Linked DNA regions of Homo sapiens: region 2 is linked to region 1. A link is an interaction called in ENCODE POLR2A ChIA-PET data of the cell type or tissue named here. Cell type or tissue: Panc1. All regions are shown on one strand. Region 1 holds the start of ZNF114-AS1 (ZNF114 antisense RNA 1). Region 2 overlaps CARD8 (caspase recruitment domain family member 8).

Region 1 (4,000 bases):
CCTGGGCGACAGAGCGAGACTCCGTCTCAAAAAAAAAAAAGAAAGAAAGAAAAGAAAGGAAGGAAGGAAGAAAAAAATCATTTCAAGGGTAGGCGACGGGAGCCTTGCGGTTTAGCCGCTAGTCAACGGATGGGGGGGAGTGGTAGCAAAAACATAAAAATGGGGACAAGAGAGAAACTGGAGACTCCCCAACCTGTCTGTTTCCGCCCTTTTACAGTACTGAGGGGAAAAAAAAGCCTTCTTTCCTTGGGAAATGCAGGAAGCCAGCAAGCGGCCGGAGTCTCCGGAGCCCGCAAGGAGGCGCGTTGGCTGCGCAGAGAGCGCGCTTCCCAGCTGGAGAGCCTAGGAACGGTGGCGCGGGCGGAGGCGACAGCGAGGACCCAAGGCTGGGGTTTCCTGCTTGGATCAGGAGTGCCTGGGGAGTAAGTTCTACAGGAAATGTCAATCTACTGGTCGTGGGGGTCAGACTCTGGGGTCGGGTCGATCGGGTCCCGGGGGCGGGGGGTGGGACGGGGGTGGGCAGGCAGGAGTGCGGGCGCTGGGATCCCCTGCCTGCTCGGCTCCCCTCTCCTCCCCCTGGTCCCTTACACCGTCCATTTTGAGGAAGGGGTCAAGAAGCGAGTACAAAATGTCTGGGCAGGACGAATCTCTGTAGTCGGTCCTTCCTGGCGGCCTCGTTAGGTTGATTTATTTCAACAGTTTGATCCCCATCCTGGTGCAGCTCCGAGACGCTCCTGGGCTGCGCGCGCTTTTGGGCTGCGCCACCGACAGAGACATCTGGAAGCCGGAGCTAGTGGAAGAGTAAGTGTGCCTGAGTGTCCGTACTAAGGGCGGGACCGGGCCGGGGCCCAGGGACTTGAGAGTTGCTGTCTGCAAAAGCCTCATTGTCTCTACCCTTCCGGGAGGAAAGGGGAAGGCACGAATGACCCACGTGTTCAGACCCCGAGCGCGCCCTTCACCTTGGCCCAGGGAGAAGGGCGCTTCCCCCATACCGTGCTGCAGCGTTGCGAAAGCGCCTGTCCCCGGGCTTGGGCAGCAGAGATGCCCGCATGCAGCGGTTGCAGGGGTTGTGTTCTTTGCATCCATGAAAGTATTGGAGCTGGCCGGGCGCGGTGGCTCACGCCTGTAATCCCAGCATTTTCGAAGGCCGAGGTGGGCGGATCACCTGAGGTCAGGAGTTCGAGACCAGCCTGGCCAACATGGTGAAACCCCCATCTCCACTAAAAATACCAAAATTAGCTGGCCGTGGTGGCATGCGCCTGTAATCCCAGCTACTCAGGAGGCTGAGGCAGTAGAATCGCTTGAACCCGGGAGGTGGAGGTTGCAGTGAGCCGAAATCGAGCCATTGCACTCCAGCCTGGGCGACAGAGGGAGACTCTGTCTCAAAAAAAAAAATAAATAATAATAATAATAATAATTAGCCGGGCATGGTGGCGGGCGCCTGTGATCCTAGCTACACGGGAGGCTGAGGCAGGAGAATCGCTTGAACCTGGGAGGTGGAGATTGCAGTGAGCCGAGCGCCTGTAATCCTAGCTACTTGGGAGGCTGAGGCAGGAGAATCGCTTCTACCTGGGAGGTGAAGGTTGCAGTGAGCCGAGATCGTGCCACTGCACTCTAGCCTGGGCGACAGAGCAAGACTCTCTCTCAAAAAAAAAAAAAAAAAAAAAAAAAGTATTGGATTGGAGCCTGTTGTGATGAGGGTGAACTGAAAAGTCCTGGGCAGGGCCAGACGTGCAGGATGCACTGGTTTCTTACGAGAAAGAGCTTTTTTTTTTTTTTTTTTTTTGAGAGGGAGTCTCGCTCTGTCACCCAGGCTGGAGCGCTGTGGCGCGATCTCTGCTCACTGCAAGCTCCGCCTCCCGGGTTCACGCCATTCTCCTGCCTCAGCCTCTCAAGTAGCTGGGACTACAGGCGCCCGCCACCGCGCCCGGCTAATTTTTTGTATTTTTAGTAGAGACGGGGTTTCACCGCGTTAGCCAGGATGGTCTCGAGCTCCTGACCTCGTGATCTGCCCGCCTCGGCCTCCCAAAGGGCTGGGATTACAGGCGTGAGCCACAGCGCCTGGCCAGATAAAGAGCTTTGAGGGTTTGAGTTCCGTGTGCTGAACATGGTCTTTTATGGGAACTGAGACCTCAGCAGAGGAAATATATAAAAAGGACAAGCTGCAAGGAGAGTGGTGTGAAGGTGTCAGGATCAAACCCCACGGTCGGAACAAGATGCATTTTTATCACTAATCCGCTCCGGTGAGGTCTGATTTACTGGAACTCAGGGCAAAGGTGGGAATGTGTTTCATCAGCCAGGTATATCTTCGTCATGGACAATCAGGCAAAAGCCAACCTCAGCCTGCTCACCTGAGCTGACTCACAATGATGCGTTGTTTTTCTTTTTCTTTTCTTTTCTGTTTTTTTTTTTTTTAAACTACTGTCCTGAGCTGATGTGTCTGAGGTTACTAGGGTCAGAACCGGCGCTCCAATTGTATTGGGGAAAGGACGGAATTCAGGGAAACTTAAATTGAAATAGGCGGTTTTATCTTCTTAGGTAGGCTTACAGCTGAGATGCGTGTAATGGGGTTATCATCAGGTGTGGCTGTTTCCTTGGGAACTATAAGGTCAAGATAGACGTGGAATGTTGTGTCTCAAAAACTCTTATTTACAGCTCAGCCCCTGAGTTGCACAGGCTTGCTTCTGTGTCAAAGTGACTTGGATCCCCCAGGCAACAGTGGGGCTTTTCTTTTTTTTTTTTTTTTTTGAGACGGAGTCTCGCTCTGTCGCCCAGGCTGGAGTGCAGTGGCGTTATCTCGGCTCACTGCAAGCTCCTCCTCCCGGGTTCTCGCCATTCTCCTGCCTCAGGCTCCCGAGTAGCTGGGACTACAGGCGCCCGCCACCACGCCCGGCTAATTTTTTGTATTTTTAGTAGAGACGGGGTTTCACCGTGTTAGCCGGGATGATCTTGATCTCTTGACCTCGTGATCCGCCCACCTCGGCCTCCCAAGGTGCTGGGATTACAGGCGTGAGCCACCGTGCCTGGCCAATATATATGTATATATATTTTTATACATGTATATATATAAATGCATACACACACACATATATATAAATATATACACACATATATTTATGTGTGAGTGTCTATATATAAATTCAGCTTTTTCTCATATGATTAATTTAATTTTTAAATTATTAATGGTTTAGAAAAGTTTTGAGTCCGCAATTCATTGCTGACAGTGTCATGTAAACGTTTAGATTTGTCCTCAAATTGAGGGAACTTGCCATCAAGTTTCTTCCAAATATCATGTAAGTTGTAGATTTTATGGCATTCTAACATTTTATGAACAAATGACTCATCTTATACTATTTAAGTTGACCACAGTCATTAAACGGTCATCAGATGTCACATTTGGAGCAGGAAGAGTTTTGGGGGTTTGTTTTTGTTTTGTTTTAATAGAAAAAAACTTTTATATATATATATATATATATATATTTTTTTTTTTTTTTTTGAGACAGAGTTTTTCTCTTGTTATCCAGGCTGGAGTGCAGTGGTGCAATCTCGTCTCACCGCAACCTCTGCCTTCCAGGTTCAAGTAATTCTCCTGCCTCAACCTCTCTAGTAGCTGGGATTACAGGCATGTGCCACCATGCCGGGCTAATTTTGCATTTTTAGTAGTGATGGGGTTTCTCCATGTTGGTCAGGCTGACCTCGAACTCCCAACCTCAGGTGATCTGCCCGCCTCGGCCTCCCAAAGTGCTGGGATTACAGGCGTGAGCCACCACGCCTGGCCTAGAGTTATGTTTCTTTAGGCAGGATGCAAACACATTGTGTGCGTTTCTCTTCCAGGGCTCACACCCTCGAACTTGCCTCCCTTTGTTCATGACATTTACTAGTTGGAGTCCCTGGGTAGTCAGAATGGCAGAACGTCCACGCCTGTGCATTTGTGTGGTTGTTCCTTGTGTCGTTGAAAGTTAGACCTGGCCAGGCACGGTGACTCACGCCTGTGATCCCA
Region 2 (4,000 bases), 66 kb before region 1:
CCTCAAGAGATTCACCCACCTCAGTCTCCCAAAGTGCTGGGATTATAGGCGTGAGCCACTGCGCCTGGCCCATATACAATTGTTAAACAGATAATATATAATAAAGCTACTTGTACCCATCTCTGCTTTACATGAGTGCTGTTGAGGCATCCCAACATTCCTATGAGGTAGCGTTACTGTCACACCCCCATTTTACAGATGAGGAAACTGCACCACAGAGAGGTTAAATAACTTGGCCAGAGGTGTTAGAACCAGAATTTGGACCCACACAATCGGGCCCCAGAGTCTGGGCTCTCAGCTGCCATATCACATGTAACCTCCGTCTGGGAAATGTGAGTAGGGAGTGAGGCATGATGGGAGCAACAAGAGAGTAGTAGTAAGGTATAAAAGGAAAGGTAGGGAATTGGGCCGTTTGAGCATTGTGCAGTTGTTATAGGATTTTTATTTTTATTTTTTGAGACAGAGTCTCACTCTGTCACCCAGGCTGGAGTGCAGTGGTGCAATTTTGGCTCACTGCAACCTCCACCTTCTGAGTTCAAGCAATTCTCCTGCCTCAGCCTCCCAAGTAGCTGGGATTACGGGTGTGCGCCACCATGCCTGGCTAATTTTTGTATTTTCAGTAGAGACGAGGTTTCACCACGTTGGCCAGGCTGGTCTCGAACTCCTAACCTCAAGTGATCCACCCGCCTCAGCCTCCCAGAGTGCTGGGATTACAGCCGTGAGCCATCGCCCCCAGCCAGTTGTTCTAGGATTTTTATAAGATGTTTTGGGAGACTGGGGGAGTTACAGAAGAGTTTGGTGTTTTGAAACATTATGGGAAGTTGTATAGTTGCATTTCAATAGAACAGTAGCAGCTAGCCACATGTGGGTGCATTACATTAATTATAATGAAATAAAACTCAGCACATTTCAGGAAGCGCCTACCGTATTGGATAGTGAAGATCTAGAGCAGTCCCAATGAGTCTGGATAACAGGGATTTAGGGTAACCAAGGGTTAAGGCACAAGCAGGTGCAGCCAGTTCTAGGCAAGATTGGGCAGCATCCAGGCCACATCCTCACTCCTGTGATAACAAGACAGAAGTCTCCACTTCAGCCTCTTGATTGGTCACGGGCCAATCCTTCATAGGGTGTAACCAACTGGAGGCCTCTAAAGGGCACCTAGGGGTGTTACCAAATTCTTTTAGCTTAATGAAAACTCTAAAGAGCACTGCAGTCAGGGGCTCTTGAGCTACTTGCTCAAGCCCACTCCGACTCTGGAGTGTACTTTCACTTCCATAAATCTGTGCTTTCGTTACTCCGCTCTTTTGTTGCTTTGTTTGTGCATTTTGTTCAATTCTTTGTTCCACACACCAAGAACCCTAACAACTCACAGTCAGGACCTTCCATAGGGTAACACCATCACTGCAGAAAGTTCTGTTGGACAGCCCTGATGTGTGGGGTGACAAGTGTGGAGGCTTTCCTGGCTCCTAAAGTTCGACCTTATCTCTTAGCGATTGCTCTCGTACTTCCTCTGACTCACCCCTAACCTTCTCCTCTCTGTTCTACTAAAAATACAAAAATTAGCTGGGCGTGGTGGTGGGCACCTGTAATCCCAGCTACTCAGGAGGCTGAGGCAGGAGAATCACTTGAACCCGGGAGGCGGAGGTTGCAGTGGGCCGAGATCACGCCACTGCACTCCAACCTGGGCGACAGAGAGACTCTGTCTCAAAAAAAAAAAAAGAAAAGAAAAGAAAAAAAAAACCATGCTGAATTGGCCAAATATTTATCTAGGACTTCCCAGCCTGAGAACTGTAAGAAATAAAATTTTACTCTTTAAGCCACTGAGTCCATGGTATTTTGTTATGGCAACCTGAGCAGGATAAGGTAGTATACATACCTTTAACTTCACTGTGTAACTTCAGATTAATTTCCAAAATCAAGCATTACCTAACCAACAGCAGAACTTACATTTGTGCTCCATATACTCACCAGTAGTAGGCATTACTGACTTCTTAATAAATGGAAGTTTGATGAATATAAAATGTAGTATTTTTATGGCTTTTAATGAGGTTTCTGATAACTAGACGTATGAAATTCTACTTTTGTTCATTGTCCATTGCGATTTACAAACTGTAACATTTTACTCATAACGTTTGCCCATTTTTCACAAGGAGTTTTCTGTTTGTTTACTCATGTTGAATCATTTTTATGTATTATAAATATCACCTGATATTTACATCTTCTTCTTAGTAGCTTCATTCTAATGAACTTCTTCTTTTTTATTGTTGTTTTTCTGTTTTTTTTTTTTTTTTTTTGAGACAGAATGAGACTCTGTCAGCCAGGCTGGAGTGCAGTGGTGTGATCTTGGCTCACTGCAACCCCTGCCTCCCAGGCTCAAGTGATTCTCATGCCTTAGCCTCCCGAGCAGCTGGGATTACAGACATGCACCACCATGCCCGGCTAATTTTTGTAATTTTAGTAGAGACGGGGTTTCACCATGTTGGCCAGGCTGGTCTCGAGCTCCTGGCCTCATCTGATTCACCCACCTCGGCCTCCCAAAGTGTTGGGATTACAGGCGTGAGCCACTGCATCCGGCCTTCTATTTTTAATTTAGCATCCTCAAATAAATCAATTTAACTTCTAAAAATGTGTGCCTTTTTGTTTTAATAACATTAACCTATTTTTTTATTTTTGTAAATTTATGAAGTACATTCTTCAAATGTAACAATTTAGTTCTACTTCAAGATAAGGTATAGACAACTGCAAAATTCCACTGTCCTTACGATCACAATCATGAAGAGGATGGAGCTGCAGAATCTGAGCATATAAAGACTTTTATGAATTCTAACGCCCAACCCCAACTTGAGCATTCATTGCGCTGGTCCTAATTCACATTCAAACGCCCTGAGAATGGAGCTAACAGGATACACTGCACCCAATCTCATAGGCACACACAGGATAGATCCGAATACCACTGCAAAGACTTTTAAAATGAGCTGATATTAAGACCTCAGTTCACAGAAAGCCAAATAAATAATAAACATCTTCTGTTGGATACAAATAAAACAGAGTCTCATAAGATAACATTCACATTTCGAGGGTACATATCGGAACTACTGAGAATACAAGGATGAGCTGCAAAAATCTCCACTTGTCTGGCAAATGACAACTCAGTGGACACCAAACACTGAATAACATGTACAGTGAAATTATCTGACAAAGACTTTAAAAGAGACATTATAAAAATACTCAAATGAGGCCAGGCACGGTGGCTCATGCCTGTAATCCCAGCACTTTGGAAGGCCGAGGCGGGTGGATCATGAGGTCAGGAGATCAAGACCATCCTGGCCAAAATGGTGAAACCCTGTCTCTACTAAAAATATTTTTAAAAAAAAATTAGCCGGGCGTGTTGGCATGCACCTGTAGTCCTAGCTACTCAGGAGGCTGAGGCAAGAGAATCGCTTGAGCCCGGGAGACAGAGGCTGCAGTGAGCTGAGATCACACCACTGCACTCCAGCCTAGATGACAGAGCGAGACTCCATCTCAAAAAAAAAAAAAAAAAAAAAAAAATACTCAAATGTGCCAGGTGTAGTGGCCTGTAATCCCAGCACTTTGGGAGGCTGAGGTGGGTGGATCACTTGAGGCCAGGAGTTCAAAACCAGCCTGGCCAACATAGCAAAACTCTGTCTCTACTAAAAATACAAAAAATTAGCTGGGCTGTGGTGGTGCATGCCTGTAATCCCAGCTACTCTGGAGGCTGAGGCACAATAATCGCTTGAACCAGGAGGCAGAGGTTGCAGTGAGCTGAGATCGCACCACTGCACTCCAGCCTGGGTAACAGAGTTGAGACCCTGTCTTGAAAAAAAAAAAGCTCAAACAAGCAAATGCTGACACATTTGCAGGAAAATAGAATATAAGGCAAGAAATTTAAAATATAGAGAACAAAATGGAAATTTTAGAACTGATACATACAGTGACCAAAATTTAAAAGGTGGTGAATGCACTCAGTGGGACGACACAG

The links. Peaks named below come from ENCODE experiments on the same cell type or tissue, not always from the same donor. Only the 100,000 strongest peaks of a DNase experiment are listed, where the experiment ranks them.
Region 2: POLR2A ChIA-PET joins it to region 1 with 13 read pairs; 14 of 35 experiments call an interaction of 5 or more read pairs at or near these places.

The regions. Positions count from the first base shown.
Region 1 is chr19:48,271,028-48,275,027 of GRCh38, forward strand. It overlaps ZNF114 (zinc finger protein 114), which reads left to right. Exons shown (of 6, transcript NM_153608.4): 2 at 218-422; 3 at 700-801. It overlaps ZNF114-AS1 (ZNF114 antisense RNA 1), which reads right to left and starts at 805. Exons shown (of 3, transcript XR_936008.4): 1 at 589-805. RefSeq lists enhancers at 295-801, 802-1,307. In Panc1, a CTCF peak has its summit at 280; no DNase peak of the experiment used is centred here; H3K4me3 peaks cover 1,152 bases; H3K27ac peaks cover 844 bases.
Region 2 is chr19:48,205,460-48,209,459 of GRCh38, forward strand. It overlaps CARD8 (caspase recruitment domain family member 8), which reads right to left. Exons shown (of 14, transcript NM_001184900.3): 14 at 2,627-4,000. It overlaps LOC124904734 (a long non-coding RNA gene), which reads left to right. Exons shown (of 2, transcript XR_007067282.1): 2 at 1,726-1,816. Among named protein-coding and RNA genes, the nearest start is that of ZSWIM9, 37 kb to the left of the region's middle. In Panc1, no CTCF peak of the experiment used is centred here; no DNase peak of the experiment used is centred here.